Regions from separate parts of the Homo sapiens genome. Here all the other regions are linked to region 1. Evidence: chromatin loops called from intact Hi-C (ENCODE). Cell type or tissue: Calu3. All regions are shown on one strand. Region 1 overlaps RABGAP1L (RAB GTPase activating protein 1 like). Region 2 overlaps RABGAP1L (RAB GTPase activating protein 1 like). Region 3 overlaps RABGAP1L (RAB GTPase activating protein 1 like). Region 4 overlaps RABGAP1L (RAB GTPase activating protein 1 like). Region 5 overlaps RABGAP1L (RAB GTPase activating protein 1 like).

Evidence for each region. Peaks named below come from ENCODE experiments on the same cell type or tissue, not always from the same donor. Only the 100,000 strongest peaks of a DNase experiment are listed, where the experiment ranks them.
Region 2: it touches region 1 in a loop (3-fold over the local background); 10 of 110 quality-filtered maps call a loop at or near these places.
Region 3: it touches region 1 in a loop (6-fold over the local background); 9 of 110 quality-filtered maps call a loop at or near these places.
Region 4: a loop joins it to region 1, with 4 times the contacts of the local background. A loop is called at or near these places in 15 of 110 quality-filtered maps.
Region 5: a loop joins it to region 1, with 3.0 times the contacts of the local background. A loop is called at or near these places in 5 of 110 quality-filtered maps.

What each region holds. Positions count from the first base shown.
Region 1 is chr1:174,872,883-174,877,882 of GRCh38, forward strand. All of the region lies in intron 19 of RABGAP1L (RAB GTPase activating protein 1 like), which reads left to right. Among named protein-coding and RNA genes, the nearest start is that of RABGAP1L-AS1, 79 kb to the right of the region's middle. In Calu3, no CTCF peak of the experiment used is centred here; DNase peaks (open chromatin) are centred at 1,539, 1,789, 2,569 and 4,569.
Region 2 is chr1:174,797,155-174,802,154 of GRCh38, forward strand. All of the region lies in intron 18 of RABGAP1L (RAB GTPase activating protein 1 like), which reads left to right. Among named protein-coding and RNA genes, the nearest start is that of RABGAP1L-AS1, 150 kb to the right of the region's middle. In Calu3, no CTCF peak of the experiment used is centred here; a DNase peak (open chromatin) is centred at 2,617.
Region 3 is chr1:174,767,349-174,772,348 of GRCh38, forward strand. The region is part of intron 18 of RABGAP1L (RAB GTPase activating protein 1 like); the gene reads left to right. Among named protein-coding and RNA genes, the nearest start is that of RABGAP1L-AS1, 180 kb to the right of the region's middle. In Calu3, a CTCF peak has its summit at 2,816 (motif pointing right); no DNase peak of the experiment used is centred here.
Region 4 is chr1:174,963,564-174,968,563 of GRCh38, forward strand. All of the region lies in intron 20 of RABGAP1L (RAB GTPase activating protein 1 like), which reads left to right. Among named protein-coding and RNA genes, the nearest start is that of RABGAP1L-AS1, 12 kb to the left of the region's middle. In Calu3, no CTCF peak of the experiment used is centred here; a DNase peak (open chromatin) is centred at 1,088.
Region 5 is chr1:174,812,697-174,817,696 of GRCh38, forward strand. All of the region lies in intron 19 of RABGAP1L (RAB GTPase activating protein 1 like), which reads left to right. Among named protein-coding and RNA genes, the nearest start is that of RABGAP1L-AS1, 140 kb to the right of the region's middle. In Calu3, no CTCF peak of the experiment used is centred here; a DNase peak (open chromatin) is centred at 2,475.

The DNA of each region.
Region 1 (5,000 bases):
TTGGAGATCCTTAACATTGAGTCATGTATACTTTGTGAATGTTTGCATAGAGTTACCTAGGAACATCTGGAAGAATGTTCATGAAAGATTAGAGGAGGGCCAGTCATGCAGGAGGAACAGTTTCTCCAGGGTGCTACCCATCTATATGGGGGTTGCAGAAGACCTTTCTGCCCTCTAAACCATATTTCCTTTTTTTATTTCTTTGAGACAGAGTTTTGCTCTGTCGCCCAGGCTGGAGTGCAGTGGTGCAATCTCGGCTCACTGCAACCTCTGCCTCCTGGGTTCAAGCGATTCTCCTGCCTCAGCCTCCAGGGTAGCTGGGACTACAGGCACACACCACCATGCCCGGCTAATTTTTTTGTATTTTTATTAGAGACGGGGTTTCACCATGTTGGCCAGGCTGGTCTCCAACTCCTGACCTCGTGATCCACCCGCCTCGGCCTCCAAAAGTGCTGGGATTACAGGCATGAGCCACCGTGCCTGGCCTAAGCCATATTTCTCTTGTAGTTGTTTTGTCTTTCTTTCTGTCTGATCTTGATTTTATGGGTGACGTGATGAGAATATTCAACAAGTAGAATATGAGATATAGGAAAAAGGTCTTGACTGCTACTCTCCTGAGTTGAGATAATTTTTTTTTTTTTTTTTTCCGAGATGGAATTCTCCCTCTGTCGCCCAGGCTGGAGTGCAGTGGCACAATCTTGGCTCACTGCAACCCCTGCCTCCCGGGTTCAAGTGATTCTGCTTCAGCCTCCTGAGTAGCTGGGTCTACAGGCGCGCGCCACCACGCCTGGCTAATTTTTGTATTTTTAGTAGAGGTGGGGTTTCACCATATTGGCCAGGCTGGTCTCGAACTCCTGACCTTGTGATCCACGCACCTCGTCCTCCTAAAGTGCTGGGATTACAGGTGTGAGCCACTGCGCCCGGTGAGGTGAGATAATTTTTATACTTGCTGCTTTGACTGATGTATAAAAAAATGCTACTCCCATAATGCAACTACTTTGCTGCATTGGAGAGAACACAATAGAAAAATAGCCACTTCTTATTCAAGCTTTTCTTGATTTTTGTTTCGGCTGTCTCTAAATTTGACACTTGAGAATAGATGGTTTATTTGACTCATAGTATGACCCAGGTATGCTTTTGTTAAAAAGAACAGTTCTAGGAGGATGACTGTTGGGACAAAATTAGCTACTAGTATGGAATACTCTTTCAGTGTAAAATCTCAGAACAACATTTAAAAATCATTGGAGATATTTTATTCATAAACATTTTCTTAATAAGATCCAGAAAGGGTTTATAAACCTAATAAACCTATTCGATAGGTTCTATCAAATAAACCTATTTCTATCAAATAAACCTATTTGATATCTTCTATCAAATAAACCTATTTGATAGGAGGAAATAGGAATAGGACACATTGCTTTTGACTTTCTATACCCATGTGGAAACCAGGAATCTATTCTCTCCCTCTCAATTTACATGACCATGAGGAAACTGAAACCTAGCGAAGTTAAATGACTTGCCCGGGGACGGACAGCTAGCTAGTTCCTGCTTGAACTGAGGACCATCTATTTGGTTACCGGGAGTGTGGCTGGTTTCTGTTGCCTGTTTTGATACTCTTCTCCTGGTAAGTTTTAGCTTCAAATGGTATTGTCCACACCACAGCCCTTGATCTCAGGTAATTCTCCACACCACTGCCTTTTTTTTTTTTTTTTTTTTTTTTTCCAATGCAGTTGCGTGGTGTGAAGGCGATAACTGCAGACACTCAGGTGTAAACAACCCAGGGAATCAATGGGTTGGGGGGATGGTAAAACAGGAGTTCGTAGACAGGACTGTGTACAATAGCTTCTGAAGTTTTGGAGGGTATTGGTGTAGCTGTTATTTCTGAGACCGGAGAAAATGACGGTAGAGTGACAGTTTCTCTAATCATCAGTTTTCAAAGAGTATGTTTTTCGTTGGAACCACAAATATAGTACACTTAATAAGGGGAAACGAAACCTTGAATTTTTCCTTCCCAGACTCTGAAAAGTAAAGTAAACTTTAAGGAACATTTTAAGGGTGACAAAAGGTGAAGATTGCAAATCAAACTTAGAGTGTCCCTGCTCAAGAAAATCTGTGCACTGCAGCTACAATAGAGGACCACTTGGGTTTAGAAATGACATGTTATTAATAATTCTAGTCACTGTGGCTAATTAGAACAATCTGTTGAAGGTTATAAATTATAGAAGCTTTTTAAAACATTTATCTAAGAACCTGTGTAGAATTCTAAAAGGACTGAATTATTTGAAGTTATTAGTTTCTGTGTATGTAAACTTAAACTATTTTTAAAGCCTTTGATTATTTTTCTAAAAATGTTTTTGCATGCTTATAGCCTGATGCCGTAAATGTTTTATGAGTTTAATGTACAGCACCTCTAGGTGCTATTTAAAATTGTTTTTTCTGGTCCTTTTCTTTTGGGTTATAAGGGTTCTTCGTAACCAAGAAGATTACCTATGGTTACGCTGAATGCACTCTCCCAGGGTGCATAGGCGCTGCTGAACTGCGGTTATAACTCTTGTTTGCCCCTGGGTGGTTGCCAGCAGGGAGTAAGGCATTGTGGGAAGTACTTTCTTTACCTTCCACAACAGGTGTCTTTGTCAGTGCACCTTATTCAGATATCCATGTGTGGAAGCTCTGAGTCACTGAATAGCAAAGAAAAATATGAAAGCAAGAGGAATTGCTTTCACATCTAGAAAATGTTGCAAGATAATCTGAAATCTTCTGGTGCTGGTGAATGCATGAAGAGGTTCACAGTATCTTTTAAAGTACTTCTGAAAAGATAAGGAGTTTAAAAGGTATGAACTGCCTGGACACCTTATAATGCCTTGTCTCCTGATTATCATTTAATTTTTACCTGGTTAGTCAGAGTCAGGATAAATGTGCAGGAAAAAAATGTTAACGAAAATAATGCTTAACAGACAAAGCAGCACTGTAGAACAAAAATGAAGTAAAAATGCTTTACTGACTCCAACAAGGGTCAAACACAGTTTGAAGCTGTTTTAATCTTGTGGATTTATTTAAAATATTGCATTTTTTTGTTTAAATAAGCTTATTAGATTTGCTTGTTTCCTAGCAATCAGGTGCTTTTCCCTCCTTCCTTGTGCTCGCTCTTATAAGCTAGAATGCTATAGCAGTTGTAAAACTCTACTAATTACATTTAAATGGGACAAGGTGTTATACAAGTAATCATGTTAATGTAGATGAAAAAAATACTTTTGGAAAACATGGGAAAATAACACTATAGATCTCATTCTGAGTTTTGTTTTCTGAAAAGCAAACAAATTTAGGTAACATAATCCTGCTATTGGTAATGAAGACTAAACATTTCAACTGGTTGAAATGTTTTATTTCAACTTATTTCTTTTGATTTTAGACGAACTTGCCAAATTAATTTCTAGTTCTAACAAAGAATATTTCTCATAGTAAGTACTGCAGTGTCATGATCTAGAAAAAGCAGGGAAGATACTAGCTTAATTAGGAATATTGAAAAACAACTTCAGAGAAGCCTTATCTGTCTTCCCCTTATTTTTATTTGCTTAATCCTTTTTCCATGAAATTAGTATACATTATATTTCCTGATCAAGCAACTTTGTAATGGTGATTATGGGCAACTTTCAAACTTTTCATCTGGAAATATGGCAGTTCATTTATGGTCTCCAGCTGTAATTTAAAAAGCACTACTGGTGGTTAAGCTACCAACAGTTAATGGCTATCTACTGATTTGAATAATTAAAAGAAACCCCTAGCCTTAAAGATAAAAGATGAAGAGAACTTTTATCTATGGGAGCAAAACAACCAGTTTATAAATGAGACTCTTGTATTGCTTTCTGAATAACAACACAAAACTATGCTTAAAATACTTATTTTTTTTAGTAGGAAAAGGGAGTAATGATTATTAATTGATATCGCTGTCCCTGTTTCATTTTTATGTTTTGGCATTTTTTTCTTTAACAGAAATACTCAGAGGGGAAAATTTTTTTTTTCAGACTTCAGGAGATCACTTGTACTATGAATTCTTTAAATTCTGAGAAATTAAAATGGTTTTCATCTGTTTATTTTCTAAGATTACGAAAAAATAAGCGTTAAGAACACTAAGAAAATTTACTTCTTCTCCAAGAACAATCTTCATGTAATAATACTGCAGTAAGAAGATGAGCTATTATGAAAATTTTTAATTACCAAGAACATAACACAAATCAGTTTTTTTTGTTGTTGTTATTGCTATAGGATATTTCTAGTTAGGAAACTTTATTTCTTTTTTGAAGTTTAAAGGTTTCCAAAAATTGAATTTTCCAGCTTCTCTGTTATAAATGCAGAAGGTGTTTATAGTGTATACTTCCTGCATAGATAAGAAACCTCTTTTAGTTTCCTACTGGGGGTGAATTGCTAGCCAAGCCTGTGATAGCAGCCGCTTTTTTTTTCTTTCTCTTTCTTTCTTTCTGGATTTTTGACACTCCACCCCCTCGAACTCAGGTGGGTGTGTACACTGGCACTGAGCTGCAGTAGGATTTTTCCTTGGATAGTCTGGTCTGGAGCTGGGACAGCAGCTGCTGCTGTGGAAAGGCCAGCTGGCAAGATGATGGAAGAAATCTCCATTATGGTAGCCTATGACGCCCATGTTTTCAGCCAGCTGCACGATGAAGACTTCCTCACTAGTCTGGTGGCCATCAGCAAGCCCAGGTCTATGGTAGGTGGTGCCTTGCACACTACTCTGGTTCTGTATTTTCTTTTCTAACATGATATCTATACTCCTGTAGCAACTGAGGCATAACTTGCTGTTGGCTTTGTGTTATGTCTACAGGTTTTCAAAGATTTATTTACATAATTAAACACTCATATAACAGTAGCACACTTAAAATGTTAGGCTGATGCTTTCATATATAATGAGGTTGAGAGGAATTTTAGAGTGCCAAATATCACTTTGTCTTAAGTTTCTGCCTTGTAAATATGTATATAATTATCAG
Region 2 (5,000 bases), 76 kb before region 1:
AGTCCTGTTTCTGGTTTATGTAAGAAAAAATGCTTCAGCTAGTACTTTTCAAGACCAAGTTAGTTGAGTGGAAACATCTTCCCTACCCTTTAAAAAGTCAACTAGAAAAAAATCCTATAACCTAAGAAGTCACTGAATTCTTCATTCACATTTAAGAGCAATTCAGGATGTTCCCTTGTTCTTAAATGTGAAATGTCTATGGCAGTGCTGTACATAGCAGTAGCACAGTCCTATCAAACAAAATTTAATGCAGAACACCAGTATATATACAAGGTAAAAATGGAGCTGAGGGGAGTGTGTGTGTGTCTAAATGTGCGTGGTGTTGGGGGGGTGTGTGTGTGTGGTGTGTGGGATGTGTGTGTAGGGGGTGTGTGTGTGGTGTGTCTGTGGGTGTGTGCAGGAGGGTGTGGGGGGTGTGATGTGTGGGGGTGTATGTGGTGGTGTGTGGGCGTGTAGTGTGGAGTGGGAGTGTGGGTGTGTGGGGGGGTGTGTGGGGAGTGTGTGTGTGGTGTGGGGTATGGGGAGGTGTGGGGGGATGTGTGTGTGTGTGTGGGGTGTGGTGTGTGGTGTGTGGGTGTGGGTGTGTGTGTGTGTTTAGGGATACAGTATGAAAGGCCCAGAACCTTTTCCTTCTTATGGCCTCCCTCTTCCAGCTGAACCTATCCTCATCCTAGGCAGTACATCAAACATTTACTCCAGAACTTTAGGACCTGAAATTTATTTGTATATACGTAATATTCTATGCTTATGATCATTTTACATTAAGATCTTTACTTTGCATAGTTTTTTGTTTTTGTTTTTAGAGATGGGGTTCCACTATGTTGCCCAGGTTAGAGTGTAGTGGCTGTTCACAGGCAGGAACGTAGCACATTAGAGCCTGGAACTCCTGAGCTCAAAGGATCCTCCCACCTCAGCCTCTGGAGTAGCTGGGAATACAGGCACACACTACTGTTCCTAGCTCTACTTTATTTAGTTTGTTAAGAAATCATTTTAGCACTTTGGGAGGCCGAGGCAGGCGGATCACAAGGTCAGGAGATCGAGACCATCCTGGCTAACACGGTGAAACCCCATCTCTACTAAAAATACAAAAAAAAAAAAAAAAAATAGCTGGGTGTGGTGGCGGGCGCTTGTAGTCCCAGCTACTCGGGAGGCTGAGACAGGAGAATGATGTGAACCCGGGAGGCAGAGCTTGCAGCTGAGATGCTGCCACTGCACTCCAGCCTGGGTGACAGAGCGACAATCCGTTTCAAACAAAAAAAAAAAGAAATCATTTTTGGAAGAGATAAAAGGCTTGACAGCAATATATAAATATTTCATTTAAAATAACTTGTTAAATAATACTTAAATGTTAAATTTCTTAAAATTCTTGTTTTTCTGAGATTTTGGAAAAACAAAACCAAATAATATATTGTTAAGGGAGGCAGAATCTCCCTTCCTATTTCTTTAAGCTCATTTTCATAATTAATCTATTTATTTAGGCCTACAGACATACATCAATAAATATGTTTCTATTTGGTTATTTGTAGATATGTAACTCTTATTTGTCAGAGTAGAAAACTAAGACTCACAAAATACATGCTCTGGCTCTCTTAGCCTTGTTTCTCTTTGTACCATGCTATAATTTGTATGGAGAAACCAGCCTGGTACTTAAGAGAGCAACTACAGAACCACAGAATCAAGATGCTGAATATGGATTAGTTAATTGTTAGGATAAAGTTAAGAGACTGTCCCTATGGTGATTTGGTCATTTTGCCTTCATTTGGCTACAACTGATTATTTATTCACAACAAGTAAACTAATATAACACATTAGCACTAAGATTGTAAAATTTTGAACTATGGATAATTTTTATATTACTGGGGAAGGATTAATTTGACCAGAGATTTATCAGAACAATGTTTTCAACTATTAGCTGAGTGTTTATCAAGGTCTGTGGCATACAAAAGTTATTTTTGCTTTGAGAATTTCAATTCTAATAGTTCTTTAAATGTATACTCTTAATACGTGTTAGGTTTTTATTATTTATCATATTGCTTGTTTACAAAAATCTTCCTTTTAATCATGGCCAGCCTTCCCAGAATCCTGAAATGCTTCTTGTATTTGCATTGCAAAGAGTCATTATTATTGCATAAACACTTCAACTTGAGGGTGTGTCATTTCTTGGTTGCTTGGTCTTTGGCTCTTCTGTCCATACTCTATCATTTTACCCTAATACCTCTCTTCTGTAGCGGTTTCAGTCATCTAATAAGGATTGGAACATCCCACTTTAAATCCAAGTATAAGATCTATTCTCGTTGTTAGAAAGCAAGAGTGAATAAAGGTCAGCTGTTCAGATGACTGGCTGTCTGATTTTTTTCTGTGAGCGTCACATGTTAGGAAAAGCTAGTTCATCTCTCTGTGGCTTAGGATTCAACAGCATAAGCTGTCAGACTAACACTGATTGAAGGTAGACTGGGAGGGGGAAGCGCATCTGTCCAATGGCTCGCCATTGGCTTCTTATTACAGCATTCTCCCCTGAGACACACTCTGCATGCTCATTCACCTACCTCCTCCTCTTCCCTCCCCTTCCTTCCCTACCCCTTCATTACTGATTCACAGCGAGAGGCAGCAGCAGCAGCAGTAGCAGCAGCAGCAGCAACAACAGCGCTGCTTGTCACGAATCGAGGATTGCAATGAGCTCATCGTTTTCTCCTTGCAGCTTCACAACTGCCCTGGCTTCCTGGCTACTGCTGCTGCTGTCTTCTCACACATAGACACGCACACACACCCTTTCTCGCACACACACACACACACACACACACACACACACACACACACACACACACTCTCACACATTCTCACATGCTAGACCCTTCTAAGCAGCTTGTCCGTTTTTACACATGTATCTGAACTCTCCTGCATCACTCTTGGCCATTTTCTCGCATTCGATTGCTTTTGCCGTTTTTTATTTAGATCAGTACTTGATTTCATTTTCATTTTCCAGTCTACTTTGGGGTTCTCGCAGTGGATAATTTAGCCAAAATGTTTTTCTTGTGGAGACATTAGCTGACAATTCCCACCACAGACTGGCTTGTACGTCCTCCCAGGGAGACCTAAACCTGGCTCCCCTCCCACCGCAGTTCTTAATATTGTGGATAAGAGATCCATCTTTCTCATTCTGGATACCTACTTAGTGCTCATGGAAGAAGGGGTGCCCTGCCCAGCCCCAGCTGCTAAGCTCACACCTCCTGTCAAAAAGTCCCAGGACATGCACGACGAGAGGAGCAAGCTGGTGAATGAGTATGCGTGTCGAGTGCTGGAACTTCTGGGGATGGGGCATCGTCTGTTTGTGCCTCGGCTTCTGGCGGTGAGATTGTTTTTCATTGAACTTCATTTGTAGGGAATCTGCTATCCTCTGTGAAAATTCCTTGTATCTCTGAAAGAGGCTTGTTGTCTCTGGTTTTCTTCTCCTTCTCCCCATTCTGCCGAGAAGGAAATGCTGAGTGGCCACTGTTGTGCAGCTCATTTGGAGCCTGGTCCACACCACCCCTTAATTGGTTAGAGGAGATCATGGCTCTTTTCTCAGAGCCCAGGGTCACATTAGTGGCATTATCTCTGTGGCAGCAAAAAAATGGTTTTCTGCCTGGCTAGGCTCAGCAATAAAGCAGAATACCCAAGTGCTTGATGTAGGCATTCTGTTATGTATATCTCCAAAGGGTTAAATTTTACAACAGACATAGCAACTTATCTAGACTGTGTGTGGTTTGCTTTCTAACCTCCCCATTAGATTGCCAATTTGATTGTTGTTTTGTTTTGTTTTTTGATAGAGAATTTTACCACCTAAAAATACTTTGGTAGGAAATTTTAGGTTTCTCTCCTAGAATGATTGAACTGTTTATCTGTGAAACAGCTTAAAGCTGCTGGCTTCTGTGCTGTGAATCTGGGAAGTCTGACTTGCTTGTTATTTGATTTCCTGAATAAGAGAAAAATCACCCTTCCTCATTTCCTACCAAGGGTTAAAATTAAATACCCACAATCGCTGTTGCAGGCTTGAGAACTATACCTAGCAACTATTCTATAAGGTAATTGGTTTACAGTAGTCCTATACCATTATGTGGTAATGGAATAAGAATAATTTAGCCTTGTCTGTTTTATAGAATGGAGTTTAATACCATTTTAGACTATTTCCTCACTATGGTTCTCTCATATTAGAGTCTTTTCAGTACAGTATTTACATGACTGAATTTAACTCTTTTCTCTCCTATATCTCCCTTCACTATAATTCATCTCTATTTATACTTATCTTTACAATTACTAGTTCAGTCTTTATGTATGTATTTACATGCAAATATAATCTCTTCTGTACAATCATAACAGACATGTTAGATAGCCATGTAAATAAGAAATTTCCCATCCTAAGGAAAGTCTATTTGTCATTCCAAAACAAAGTTTGATGCAGTGACTAGCATACAATTATAGGGGGGATATTTTTGAGAAATGTAGTTCCTTTGTCATTTAAAGAAGAAATAAAAAGAGCTGAAGACATGTGTTTTAATGTCCAGGTGAAGTCATTACTTCCCTGAACCTCATCTTTTTCTTAAAGGAGAAAACTAAGGATTCATGATTCTATTTAGAAAGGAGTTTTGTTTTGTTTTGTTTTGTTTTGTAAGTGAAATGAGAAGCATTTTATTTCAGGAGTTTTGATATTGTGAAGTGCTAAACTATATTTCAACAAATTCTCTACATCTCTGAGGAATCAGGCTTGGTCTAATATATTTCTGCATCCTAAAGACTACTCAACTTTGTGACTCAAAGGCTTCCAATGGTAACTTTCCAGTAATTTGGTGCCACCTCTCTTTGGCATTTACATTTTCAGTGTTTTGAAGGAAAACATAAATTGGTAATTAAGAATATTTTGCATACTCAACTCTGCATTAGGGATGAATTTAAACTGCCTCTAGTCTGAAAAAATTAATTAGCAATAAAATCCACAGGGAGTTGGGTTCTCAAGCTTGAGCTCT
Region 3 (5,000 bases), 110 kb before region 1:
TCTTATTTAATTTTTTTTGATGATACTTTGTGGTTTTTAGCATACAAAAGTCTTAAAGCACTTGAAAAAATTTAATTCTAACTTTTATTCTGCTTGATGCTATTGTGAATTGAATTGTTTGTTAATTTCATTTTCACTGCGTCCTCATTACTGGTATCCAAAAATACAACTGACTTTCCTTTTTTTTTTTTTTGAGACGGAGTCTCACCCTGTCACCCAGGCTGTAGTGCAGTGGCGCAATCTCGGCTCACTGCAAGCTCCGCCTCCCAGGTTAAATAGAACCAACTTATCTATATTGATCTTATAACCTGCAACCTTGTTGAACTCATTTTCAGCTTTAATATTCATGTATGTGTATTGTGTGTTTCCCAAGATTTTTGAAATACAAGATGTCATTGTATTAGTATGTTTTCATGCAGCTGATAAAGACATACCCGAGACTGGGCAATTTACAAAAAAAAGGGGTTTATTGGACTTACAGTTCCATGTGGCTGGGGAGGCCTCACAATCATGCCTGAAGGTGAAAGGCACATCTCACGCGGCTGTGGCAAGAGAGAGAATGAGAGCAAAGTGAAACAAGTTTCCCCTTATTAAAACATCAGATTTCGTGAGACTTATTCACTACCACAAGAACAGTATGGAGGAAACCACCCCCATGATTCGGTTATCTCCACCTGGTCCCTCCCACAACACATGGGAATTATGCGAGTACAATTCAAGATGAGATTTGGGTGGGGACACAAAGCCAAATTGTATCAGTCATCTTGTAGACATATTTTTACTTCTTCCTTTCTGATTTGGATGCATTTTCTTTCTTTTTCTTGCCTAATTCCTCTGACTAAAACCTCCAGTACTGGCAGAATAGGTAACTAGGCAGACATGAACAGGACAGGAGAGGGCCCTCCTCCCCAGGAATGTCAGGTGACCATCAGGTAATGGTCATGCAGTTGTTAAACTATCTAACATAATGGTTGTAGCTTGCGCCAGGGAAAGGCTGTCTCCCAATAGATAGAAACCACCTGAAGCTGGTGATCAGCAGCTTCTTAATAAGATCTCAGGATTTTGCGAGTAGGCTCAAGCATGCCCACCAGGAGGCAAACTGGTGGAGTTTAACAGGTATATGACCCTCCTCTGGGAACACTAGTCAACTGGTAAGGGAAAAATACCTCAAATGAACATGCACACAACTTCAGTAAACACACTGTACATGCGGCCCCACCCCAGGGCTAGCAGGCCACTGTGCATGTGGACAGCCCACCCCAAGGGAAGAATCAGGGGAGAAGAAACACAAACCCTGGAATCATGCCAATGTATAAAACCCTAAGTCAAGGGTCAGACAGTATACTTGAATCTCTCAAGTTGCCTGCTTGGCTCACTTCCAAGAATACTTTACTTCCTTTCATTCCTGCTCTAAAAGTTTTTAATAAATTCTCACTCCTGCTCAAAAACTTGCCTTAATCTCTCACTCTGCCTTATGCCCTCTTGGACAAATTCTTTTTATTGAGGAGGCAAGAATCTCGAGTTGCTGCAGACCTGTACAGATTCACTGCTAACAGTACAATGTTGAATGGAAGTGGCAAGAGTAATTATCTTTGTCTTGTTCCTGATCTCTTTTACCCTCTATCAGAAAAGTTTTTTTTTTCCTTAGAACTTCATTTCTGGATTACTACTGTCACCACCATTGTCACTGTAACCACCTGACAGGTGCTTCCTGCCCACTGCACAAACAAAATCAATTCATGGAGCATTGCAGTAAAGAAAGAGGTTAATTGATATGAAGACAGCCACACTTTGCAGGTGATGGAATTATTACTCAAATCAGTCTCATTGAAGGTTAGGGATTTTCCCAAGGTAGTTTGGAAGAAGGGGTGGAGGTGGCTAGACAATGGATACTTGCTGCTGATTGGTTGGGGGCACAATCATAGGGGTGTGGAAAACGGTCATCTTGTGCGCTGAGTTGCTTCTGGGTGGGGCCACAGGAGCAGTTGGTGGGTCCAGGTGGAGCCATTGGTGTCATGCAAAAAACCTGAAAAGATATCCCAAAAGGCCATTCTTAGGTTCTATAATAGTGATGTTATCTACAGGAGTAATTGGGAAAGTTGCATATCTTGTGACCTCCAGAATAATGGCTGACAATCACGTCCACACCATAGAAGAATTCAAGCTCCTCTATCCCCCTAGCCTGGTGGTCTCTCATTAGCTTTACAAGGTCGGTTGAGTTTTGGGGAAAGGCTATTATCATTTAAACTATAAACTAAATGTTTCCCAAAGTTAGCTTGGCTTAAGCCCAGGAATAATGAATGGCAGCTTGAAGGCTAAAGCCAGGAGGGGAGTTGGCTAGATGAGATCAAGAAGTTAGCCGGGCATGGTGGTGGGCGCCTGTAGTCCCAGCGACTCCAGAGGCTGAGCCAGGAGAATGGTGTGAACCCAGGAGGCAGAGCTTGCAGTGAGCCGAGATCACGCCACTGCACTCCAGCCTGGGCGACAGAGCAAGACTCCGTCTCAAAAAAAAAAGAAAGAAAAGCAAAAGACCTTGAAACTGGAAAATGGATTTCAGTTCTCCCTAGTCTTTGATGTACCAACTTGGGTTAAAAGTTCTTGTTTCTGTGTTTGAAGATAGTGACTTAAGGAAGAACTGAAGTTGGGAATGTAGTTTCTGTAGTTAATATTCATGTTACAAAAATAGAAGTCTAAACACCTGAAAAAAAGAATGAAACAACTCATAAACTTTTTTTTTGGATTTGCAATGATTTTGTACATTCCATTAGTTTTGTAACTTTCATGAAGGAATGCCTATTGTCCTGTTGGTGGCAGTAAAACACCACTCCTGGATCATTTGTTACTTGAATATTTCATTTGTTTGTTTTTAACTTTCTCTAGTGCATCTTCAGTTTGATGATAGGTTAGTTTCAAGATGCTATCTAGTAAATGCTAAAACAAACCAACAAACACAAATACTGGGCTTCTAATTAGGATACTCAAGGAATTTTAAAGTTTTAAAGTTTCAGAAATAATACATTTTATGAAACAGGGATCTGTATCAGGAAAAAATGTATATCATCACAGTACCATGCACATATTATATAATACCTTAAATTTGTTGAAGCAATTTCTCATTACTTATTTCTCATGAAACAATCCAAAATATCAAGAAGGGAAGACAGTTGAATAAACACACCATTTCCAAGTAGTCAGTGATTAAATTGAACTTAATGTACCCTAAGAAATACAAGCTCCCTTGACAGAGAACAAACAGAACAAAAAAATCCAGTTTCCTCCTTGTTCTATTTTTGTGAGCAAAATAAGTACTCATTTAAGCTTCCATCCCTTTTACTTAAAAATCCCTCTCTGTCTTCATCCTCTTCTGCTTTGCTCTTGTCTTTAATGAAGGTCTGTTCTGCCCCCATTCCAAGGCTAACTTCCTCACTATGTCCTTGATCCCATCTTTCCTGTCTCTCTTTGGAGAAGCCTGTGATGGTTAGTTAGTTCACTTATTCAACAGATATTCACTATTGACAGTCCCTGGGTTAGATGTCAGGGGATACAGAGATGACATTCTGTGTCCTGAAGTTGTCACATCTAATAGGGGAGGCACACAGACATAAGAATTCAGTGTGTTTGATCCTGGGGTTTAAAAGGGATCTTTGGGAGCCTAAAGGCAGAATGCCAAATTCATTCTGGGAAACTAGTAAACATTTTCCAAAGGTGGCATCTAACCTGAGAATAGGACATGAGGGTGAGAGTGAACAGCATGTAGAAGAGGAATGAGGAAGAATGGCTGAGGCAAGTCCTTTGCCATGGCACATTTGAGGGGGATGCGCAGGATACGATTCTGAGGGGCTTTAATTACATTTCTGCCATCAATTTATTGTGGAATTTTAATCAAATCATCTAACCTTTTAACACTTAATTTCCTAACTTATAAAATAAAGAGACAGGGAAGCATGCTCTAAATTTATGTCATGCCAGCTGTGTCAATCTGTGCTATAGGTGTGTGTATATGTGTGTATGTTTGTATGTCTTATATAACCATTTCAGTCCTTTAATGAGTAGATAAGAATCTTTGTATAATTTGCATGTTTGTTGTTTAAGTGCTTGGCTAAATTTATCTTTGCCTCTTTTACAAAAAAAAAAGTGTTTACAGAACAATATAATAAAATTAGGAGCAAAGGAATATTTTATTTGTTATACTTCAAGATGAATACCACCAAAATGTTTTCATTTCAACTTAAAAATCTCTTTATAACCATACTTGAATATAAACAACCCATTTGTTCTACATTAGTGAAATGTTAGTGTGTGTATTTTCTAGCACTCACACCTCTGCACTGTGATCATTCTATCAGGTATTTCTAGATATCCAAGCAATGTGTTGGATCTATGTAAAAAAAATCTGACAGCTACCATCAATAACAATATAATTGTGTAGCATTTAAACAGTTTGTAATGAGCTCTCAAATGCATTTTTTAAATGTTTAATAAATAAAATTAATAGTAAGACACCTATCATTTATTGAGCACTTAAAATGTATCTGATGCTGTGCTAAGCACTTTAAAACTAATCTTCACGGCCGGGCACATTGGCCCACGCCTATAATCCCAGCACTTTGGAAGGCCGAGGCAGGTGGATCACGAGGTCAGAAGTTCAAGACCAGCCTGGCCAAGATGGTGAAACCCCATCTCTACTAAAAATACAAAAAATTAGCCGGGCCTGGTGGTGGGTGCCTGTAATCCCAGCTACTCGAGAGGCTGAGGCAAAGAATTGCTTGAAGCCGGGAGGCAGAGGTTGCAGTGAGCTGAGATCACGCCACTGCACTACAGCCTGGACGACAGAGTCAGACTGTCTCAAAAAAAAACAAAAAACAAAACAAAAAAAAATAACTAATCTTCACTACCTTTAATTTTGTTTATTGTAGTATAATATACGTAACATAAAATGTACAATTTTGGTCAGGGCAGTGGCTCAGGCCTGTAATCCCAGCACTTTGGGAGGCCAAGGT
Region 4 (5,000 bases), 91 kb after region 1:
TACTGAGAAAATTACCTGACACTAATATGTTTCTATATCATCTAGAATGCATCTGCTTTTTGAAAATTTGATTTGTGTACTAGAGTAGAGCAAGGATCTGCAGACTGTGGTTTATAGGCCAAATCTGGCTCACTGCCAGTTTTTGTAAACCAAGTTTTATTGGAACACAACCACACCTGTTTATTTATTTATAGTGTATGGCTGGTTTTGTATGACATTTGTAGAGTTGAGAAATTTCAACATAGACCATGCGACCTGCAAAGCCTAATATAGTTACTTTCTGGCAATTTACACTAGAAGTTTGCTGACCCCTGTGCAAGAGTATAACCTAAGATAGTTTTTTAAGCGCTGAAAGAAATGCAGTCTGTTTGGCCAGCTGTCATTTATCACTGACAAGATTTTGTTTTTAGTTTGACATTTAAAAATTTGAAATTTTCCACTACAAAGATAAAATTGGATGTGATGAGTAAAGGAGGGAAGCACAAAACCTTCAAATATCCATATTTTCTTTCTCAGATCTTCATTATGGACAACATAGATATTTAAACATTTTATCTGTAGGCATTTGAAAACTTGAATATGATAGCTGTCAACTCTTTTAAAAGAGGTATCCAAAAGAAAATATGTGAGAGTTGAGTGTGTTGTTGCTAATAAATTTGCACTGAGTCTTTTAGGAAAACATTTTCTCCTGACCCTTAAAAGTCTTTAAAAGCATGTGCCAAGAATTCATCATAGCAGCAGACAACACCCAAAATATTGAGCTAGGGTTTATAAAGCCGCCTCCCTCCTCGTCATTTTTTCCTTTAAAGCTTAGTTTCTTTACTTTTAATTAACAGTTCACATTTCTCTGGTTTCTCATCTTGAAATAAATGACGTTCACAATCCCTTGAACCGCTTCACCCAGACTTCAGCCCCCAGGTACACATGAGATCCAGGATCCATTTTTCTTTTGCATTGCCCTGCCCAGCAATTTCATTCTTTTGTCTGAAGATGAACTATTTTGCAAGATTTCTGACCTTGTCATATAAGGAAGTTCCTTCCACCCAGCTTTAACAACACAGTATCAACACCTCACACCGTAGTTCCTTAATAGTCCCACATACAGCATTTTAGTCATTCATGCAAACTGTAAACAGCAATGTGGAGAGGGAGGAGTTTGAAGATATGAGTCTTCCTGAGTTGAGACTTGCCCACTGGCTACCTCAAGTATCTTTGTTCCATTGAATGTTTGCGGTCACAGAGAGAACTTAGAGTTATATGACACTCAAAGGAAAAGCAAAAGAGCATTAAGAAGTGTCTGTTTTTGTTATTGCCATTTCATAAATATTTTAGTAGGTGTTCAATTTCATTGGATATTCTTTTTTTTTAATTGTCTTTGTACCTATGATTGAAAACAGTAGTTGGTCTATGACTTTTGAGGAGGTAAGTTTTTTTTTTAATCTATGTATGTCTGTAACATCAGTGTCTGTCTCTTTGAAAAATGCAGTATCCTCCTCCCAAAAGTTACTAACCAAACTTTCCCAGCTGTACATCTCCTATCCATAAGGGGTGAAACTATGAGGACAGTTGTTATCTGCTTTTTGTTCAAACGGTGTCAGTTGTGTGAGATGGGGAGTATATGTTTCAGACAGTGTGATGTGAGTTTTAAGAGTTATGTAAGCAGTGTCTCCTGTAATCTTTTCTGAAAGGCAAGAGGGAGCCAGTTTGCCTGTTTTGTTTACAGGCTTTGAGCATTTAGCACATCTGCTTGTGCAAACTTACAGCATGTGAATTTCTCTGGGCTGACTGAGGTTATTGGGGCTGACTTTAAGTCTGTCTTCCATGGGCAACCCTTGTCAACATTTCAAAATGAACCAAGCAGGGTTACTGCCTTTTCCAAGACCATCAAAACCAAACTCTCTTCTCCATTCTAGTATACAGGCAAACTTTTTCTAGAATTGGTCAGTATTGAAAACAGTTTTGGCTCCTTGAGAAGAACTGTAAAAGACAGCCACGTTAATATAAGCTCTGTTTAGCCCTCAGTAGGTAAGTGTGGGCAAGTTCTTTGTAGAAAATCTCCATCTCAGTAGCAGGGTCTCACTGTAGTGCTCAGTAGCACTCACCCTGGGTTCATACTTTGGAGGATGATACTGCATTTTTGGCCCCGTAGCTTGCTTTCCCACTTGTCTGTGAGTGCAGAGCAGGAGTCTGACACTTCCCACTGTGCTGCTTGCTTTGCAGACACTAAATTGAAGCTTCTTGCTAAAGCAAAAGCCAGTAGGCGTGCCCTCTAGGCTATTTTGCTTTGCAGGGACTCTGAGACACTCAGTTTCTCCCAAATCTTTTCCCACCCTTGCCCTTGCCCCTTTAGCTGTGTGTCTGTAAGGAAGGGTTTCAGTTGCAACAGTCATTGTAATGAGAAGTTACTAGTCAGAATTTCAGCTGAACTCACACCTCTTTCTTATATAACAGATAATCCATCAGACATTTATCTCTAATCAACAGTGAAGTAGCTACCTGGTATGATTTCTAAATACTTGAACAAAGTACTTTTCCATGAACATCCTATGACTTTACTTGGAGGTTACTTTAACTCAATTCTAAGCATGTAATTGTAACCTGAAAAACTGGTAGTGGCAACATTTTCACTTGTGCCAAATGAATGTAATGTACATAATAGTCGAGGGAGCTTTTTGTACTTTGGGGTTATACAAGTACAATTTCAATAGCAATAGGATACTTAACTCAGGAATACCTATTGAAGTAGTCTTATCTTAGTTTCTTGAAGATATTTATCAAGAAATGAGAAAAATCTCTTCCCTGGCTAAGCAGCCTGCATTGTGAAATATGTCATGTTGAAATTGTGCTGGTATTGTTACTCTTTCCTGGCTGGGAGGAAATTTATTGAAAAAGCTTCTCAAATCTTTTTTTTTAATCTAAGTTTCCTATATGTTTTTTTTCCATGAAAAGGAGTAATAGATATATCAGAAATAAAGGCTAACTCTCCAGCCCCTGCTAGAAATTGTGTTGCTTAGGCAAAGATTCAAAGATTTCATTGTAGAAGCTCTGGCTTTTTAGAAATTTGTTTTTTAGTCTCCACATTTATTATGCTTCTGTGGGAGGGTGTAACTTCTGTAGATTGAGGGGAACAGACAGAATCTGATGAGTACAAGTTGCCTCTACAAGAGCATTCACAGTCTTCTCAGGAACATCTAGGGAAAGAGTTCCTCACAAGGCACCACTTCTGAGGGGTTACATTATATCTTGGTCAAAAAGGAGGATCCAATATGGTTTTGTGTAGAATATGACCTTCTAACAGAAGTGGACTTAAATTTTTTTTTCTCATTTTGGCATCTTATCCCTTCCAATGGAATTAAAATTCTGAATTCCTTTTTTTCTTAATAAAACTATTTTTTAAATCCTATTACAAATATATATTCATTGTAGAAAACTTGAAAACATTTTTAAAAGAACAAGGACAACAATAAAGAAAATTCACTACCTACAGTTAATATTGGTTGTTTATATTGTTACAATGAGATTCTCCAATTATTTATTGGGGTTTTTTTCCCCCCTACAAGGAAGGCAGCGTAAGCATTTCCTGTTATTATATTTTCTTTCTTTCTTTTTTTTTTTTTTGACACAGGTTCTCACTCTGTCACCCAGGCTAGAGTGCAGTGGCATGATCATAGTTCACTGCAGCCTTGACTTCCTGGGTTCAAGTGATTCTCCAACCTCAGCCTCCCCAGTAGCTGGGATCATGTGTGCACACCACACCACCCAGCTAATTTTTTTTTTTTTTTTTTTTTGAGATGGAGTCTCACTAACTCTGTCACCTAGGCTGAAGTGCAGTGGTGCAATTCTGGCTCACTGCAAGCTCTGCCTTTCAGGTTCAAGCAATTCTCCTGCCTCAGCCTCCCGAGTAGCTGAGATTACAGGTGTGTATCACCACACCCATCTAATTTTTGTGTTTTGTTTTAGTGGAGATGAGGTTTCACCATGTTGGCCAGGCTGGTCTTGAACTGACCTCAAGTGGTCCACCCACCTCAGCCACCCAAAGTGCTGGGATTACAGACATGAGCCACTGTGCCCAGCTGTACCCAGCTAATTTTTAAAAATTTTTTTGTAGAGATGGGGTATTGCCATGTTGCTGAGGCTGGTCTTGAATTCCTGGGCTCAAGCAATCCTCCGGTCTCAGGCTCCCAAAGTATTGAGATTACAGTCATGAGCCACTGCACCCAGCCTTCTCCAGTATTTTAACACTGAGTAGAATTCTATTGTGAATTTATTTAAAGTATTAAAGTGATTTGGGATTGTTTTTATCTTTTTTAGTCGATATGTTTTTCAATAATGTTTTAACATTCTCCAACTATTCTTATTTTTTTCCAAAAAAAAAAAAAAAGACAGAAATGGGCCCTGGTGGCTGGTATAATCAAGGTGCGGTTTTGTCCTTTAACTTCTCTGACAGCCTTCCCTGTTTATGGATCCTCTGCCTCTGTGAAAGCCTCAGACTTTGCCCTTACCATGTGTTTCTTAGCCCTTGTTTTAAAAAACAGGAAAAAGAAAGAAATTGTCTTCTCTTTCAATATAACAAACACCAGGTTGTTATATAGAAGATACAATTAACTTCACATTACCTGGTATGCTATGATAAACTATCTTCCAAAACATATATTTGTCTTCTAGTTTTTTGTCACTGCTTTGTCTGAGTTTTTGCCACCTTTGCAGAAAACACTGTTAGACGTGTAAATCTGAAAAACAGGAAGGTCTCATGACATTAGTCTTTCCTGTCAGCTCTCTTTTGAATCTCCTATAACTGTTAACAGTAGCAAAGAAAGCAATTTTGATACTTTGGAATGGAAGACATGAAATAGCTATTCTGAAAATAGTTGTGAACATACCAAGTTCATAGTGTTTAGTTAAGGAAAGGCCTTGCTTCATAAGAATTAGTGACTTGGTTTTTTTTTTTTCTTTCTTTTTGTTTGTTTGTTTGTTTCGTTTTTTTGTTTGTTTTTTTATCA
Region 5 (5,000 bases), 60 kb before region 1:
ATTTATTTAACATGTTAGAAAGTGATAAATAGCTGTGAAAAAAAAGAGAGTAGGGGAAGATAAAGGGAGGTTGGATTAGTGGGGGAGCAAAGGTTATGATTGTTATTAGATAGTCAATGTGGACCTCACTGAGTCAATGAAGGAGATGAGAGATTAGTCATGGAGATGTCCTGGGGAAAAGCTTTCTAGGCAGAGTCAATAGCCAGTTCAAAGGTCCAGAGACTGCCTCATGCCTGGGTGGGCTTGAGAAACAGGAAGGCCAGTGCAGCTGGAGTGAAGTGAATGAAATGGGAGTAGTAGGAATGCTCACAAAGAGCCAGAAAATGTAGGCCATTGTAAGCATTTAGGCTTTACTTTGAGTGAAGCAGGGAGCTCTTGCAGGGTTTTTAGTGGAGCAATGATATGATCTGTCTGAGGTTTTTAAAGGATCACAATGGCTATTTTGTTAAAAACAACCATAGGAAGGTAAGAGAAGTAGGGACATCAAACAGGAGATTTTGGAGTAATCCTCTTGAGAGATGATGATAGACTGAACCAGGGTGTTAACAGTGGAGATAGAGATGGAGTGGAGATGGAGATGGTTGGAACCTGAGTATTTTTGAAAGAGAACCAATAAGATTTCCTGATATATTAAATGTGAGTGTGAGGAGAAAAGAAGAGTTAAAATGATTGCACTGATTTTGAACTACGCAACTAGGAGATAAGAGTCACCATCAACTTATTAAGCATATTACTTAAAAGGTACTTTGACACAGACTTCTTTTAGGCACCAGAGCCACTGTAACATTTTTTGGTATAACACAATCTTTTTAAATTTAAATCAAATTATAAATGTTAAAAAGTACAGTTAAAAAGTACACTGAAAGTAAGTAACTGGGCAGAAAAAAATTATTTTGTCTTTCAAGTGAGCTTTATATTCAAAGAGATCATTTTCCAAAGCTATCATAAGAAAGATGGATTTCTGAAGTTTTCATTCTGAAATGCAAACTCTTTAAAGCCTTCACGACTGATTGTTTTATTTGGCCAAAGTGTAAGCCACATTTATTTGTAACTTTGAAAGTATACTCTAGTGGGCATGATGCCTTTGACTGAATTTTGTGGGTGGTGAGTTTGAAAGGTAGGCTTCAGCCAACTGATTGTTTCGGAGATGCCAGAGAGAAGTATTGTAAATTGGGTCAATGTTGTAGGCATCCTTTAAAATAAAATATTTATTTCTAAGAATAAAAGAGTAGAGAAATAAGAGGTACAGGTAAGGTGAAAAGTTAAAGGTTTTCAAGGGAAATCTCAGAGGATTGCCAAGTCACTGAGGACAAAAGAAACCCAGGAAAACAATTGAAAAACATGAAATGTATAGGGAAAATTTTTTTCTCCAATATAATTTATGAAGTTCCTGGAGGTGGCTAGTTATTATCAATCCAGAAACATGGGATCTGAGAGATGGAGAAGCGTAAAATGTTAGAAAACAAGTTCAAAATATAATCCAAATGGACTGCTCCTGGAAGGGAAGTGCTGGGTACAACCAGAATAAATTTTTTGGACATGAATAGGTAAATATGAATATTTTTAAAGCTTTTAATAAGATTTCAATAATTTAAAATTTTTAATAATTTAATAATTTGTAAAGTTTTAATAGTTTTTTGTGGGGTTTTCTTTGCATTATCTAAGGAGAATGCCTTTTTCTTGGATATTTAAGACGGTATCCACGGGACACCATTTCATTTATAACATATAATTGTAGAGTGAATGATTGTGAGGCAGATGTGAGGTGAAACTGAAAGAAGGAAGACATAAGTCATCCAGTATTGGGCTGGGATTGTGCTGGGACTAGAATGTAGGTCTCCAATCCAAAGGTCTAAAATTGTTTTTAAACCAAGACCTATATTTTGGTTGCTTTTATGTCAAGACCATGACTATATGTACGTACTTACATACACATAACTGAAGAGATACTTACCCTTACACTGAGGCACTCTGATGTTTTTTGTTCTATTGTATTGTATTTCCTTTTTTTTTTTTGAAATGGAGTCTCATTCTGTTGCCCAGGCTGGAGTGCAGTGGCACAATCTCTGCTCACTGCAACCTCCCAGGTTCAAGCAATTCTCCTGCCTCAGCCTCCTGAGTAGCTGGGACTACAGTCATGTGCCACCACGCCTGGCTATTTTTGTATTTTTAGTAGAGACAGGGTTTCACCATGTTGGCCAGGCTGGTCTCGAACTCCTGACCCCAAGTAATCCGTCCGTCTCAGCTTCCCAAAGTGCTGGGATTACAGGTGTGAGCCACCATTGCCCAACCTATTGTATTGTATTGTATTGTATTTTAAACTTCTCCCCGGATCCCAAGAAAATCCCCAAACCAAAAGGCTGACCACAACCCACTAAATCGATTTTACAATAGCTTGTAGTTTTGAAAAAACACTAAGACCTATCCCACTGTTCCTACCACCTCCCCGTTCCCCACTCTGATCTGCCACAACCCATGAGAGGCTGTAGATGACGAGGTGTTACAATGAATAATGGAAGTGCATGTGTAGGTAAGGATGTGAGTCATCATGCCATCATTACAGCAGCTTGTGCTGGCAGTTGGAAATTTTAGGAGATGATGGACTTATAGACTGAGACTTATGTGTTAGACAAAGCATTCATGGACAAAGGTGACTGCAGGCATGGAATAGGCAAGAAAGTTTAACTCCTTATCCATAGCCTATTTAAGATTAAAGATAGAATTTCTGCCAAAAGTAATCAAGTTTTAAACATTTTTAAATTATTTTCAAAGTTGGTGTTGTATATAGTTGTGTCTTTTTTGAATGGACATGTTCCCATTTAATTACCCCCCAAAATAATCACTTTCCTTTAATTTTAAGGAACTGTAACCAGTGATTTCAGTGAAACTGAAACTGGCTTTAAAATAGATGCAGCAGTTGCAAGCAAAAAATAACTTGTTAGCTCTGTATGTGGTTTATTTCTGTGAGTGTACCAACAAGATTTGTTAATAAAGCACATTAGATTGGATAAATAATTTTATTTTTCCAAAACTTGTATGACATTAAATATCAGGAACATTTTCAATAGCTTCTAAACTGGTAATTTAACTAATGTGACTCCAAGTTATTCTAATACCCTTCTGTTCCTATGGTTTCAACTAGGCCAAAATCAGAAAACATATTGACCCATCAGGCTTTACTTTGAACAGTCATTTGGTTACTTTTAATATTGAAATCAAGACCTAAATAAAAGATGTTTAAAGTGCCTAATATGAATATCCTGTATTTTCCCAGGGAGTCAGTTTTTATTAAATATCATACTTTGATTTTTGCCTTATAGTTAAAAATGCTGCCATTGCAGAGCTTCTTAAACTTGGATTTTGGCTTCAGAGACTCTGAATTACCAGAAATTTGAATTTCTTTGTATGAACATATGAGCATTTTGTTTTTCTTAGTAACATAATACATAGCTTTTTTTTTTTTTTTTTTTTTTGAGATAGAGTTTTGCTCTTGTTGCCCAGGCTGGAGTGCAATGGTGCCATCTCAGCTCACTGCAACCTCCGCCTCCCGGATTCAAGCAATTCTCCTGCTTCAGCCTCCCGAGTAGCTGGGATTATAGGCATGCACCACCACGCCCAGATAATGTTCTATTTTTAGTAGAGATGGGGTTTCTCCATCAGGCTAGTCTCATACTCCCGACCTCAGGTTATCCACCCCCCTTGGCCACCCAAAGTGTTAGGATTACAGGCGTGAGCCACCACACCAGGCCTCGTAATATATAGCTTTATTAAGTGCATATACACATAATCTTTATAATTCTTGATCTGATTACCTGTTTTTCTACATATTTTTATTCAATACCATTTATATTGTATCAGGTTGAATTGATGAAATTACCATTCCTGTTGGTCAGAAACTGTCAGGTATTTGATTGGTTTATGATTTATGATTCAGTATTTTATGCCTCCTTACAGCTCAAATAGGTGCATATGTAGCTTAGCTCTATGGCCATGTAAACTTTTCCTGAGAATTATTCTCCAAAGGCTAAGAAACAAGTCTTTTTTTTTTTTTTTTGAGATGGAGTCTTGCTCTGTCACCAGGCTGGAATGCAATGGCGCGATCCCTGCCTCCTGCAACCTTCGCCTCCCTGGTTCAAGCAGTTCCCCTGCCCAGCCTTCCGAGTAGCTGGGACTACAGGCGTGCGCCACCATGCCTGGCTAATTTTTTGTGTTTTAGTAGATTCAGGGTTTCACCATGTTGGCCAGGATAGTCTCGATCTCCTGATCTCATGATCCACCCACCTTGGCTTCCCAAAGTACTGGGATTACAGGCGTGAGCCACTGCACTCGGTCAGTCCTTTTTTTTTGTTTTGTTTTGTTTTTAAGTTGATTTTTATTTGGAATAATGTTCCAAGTACCATATTTACGATGGACTTCAGTAGTAGCAAAGTTCATAAGCACAATCATCCAAAATTTTCTGTTGGTAGAGCTTTATAATAGAGCTTTTTAAAATATGTTAGTTTATTTCACTTGTATTTCATTAGTAAAATAATTTGAGCAAAATTAAAAGGCAAAATCTGACATTAACCTAAAGGAAGAAAATTAGGAAAGAAAAGTTATTTATTGAGTGCCTGTTGTGTCCCAGGAACTATGCCAAGAGGACTTTTCAGAGGAAGTAAGAGTTAAAATGAAATCTGAAAGATTATTAGGAGTTAAGGAGTGTATCAAGGCAGGGAGAAGGATGTTTCATGCAGACAATATGCAGAAGCCCATAGGTAAAAAAAATATGGAGTTGCCCAAGACCTGAATGTAGGTCATGACTGGAGAGTAGGTTGCAAGGAGGGAGAGGCAGTTAGGGGAGTAGATAGAGAAAAGACTAGAGAGGTAAGCAGGAGCCAGCCAGCTTGTGCAGAGCCTTGTAAACCACGGTAAGCAATTTGGATTTTATCCTGAGGGGAGTGATAAGCACTGAAGGATTTAAAATAGGAGACATAAATTATCAGGTTATTGTTAGGAAGGTC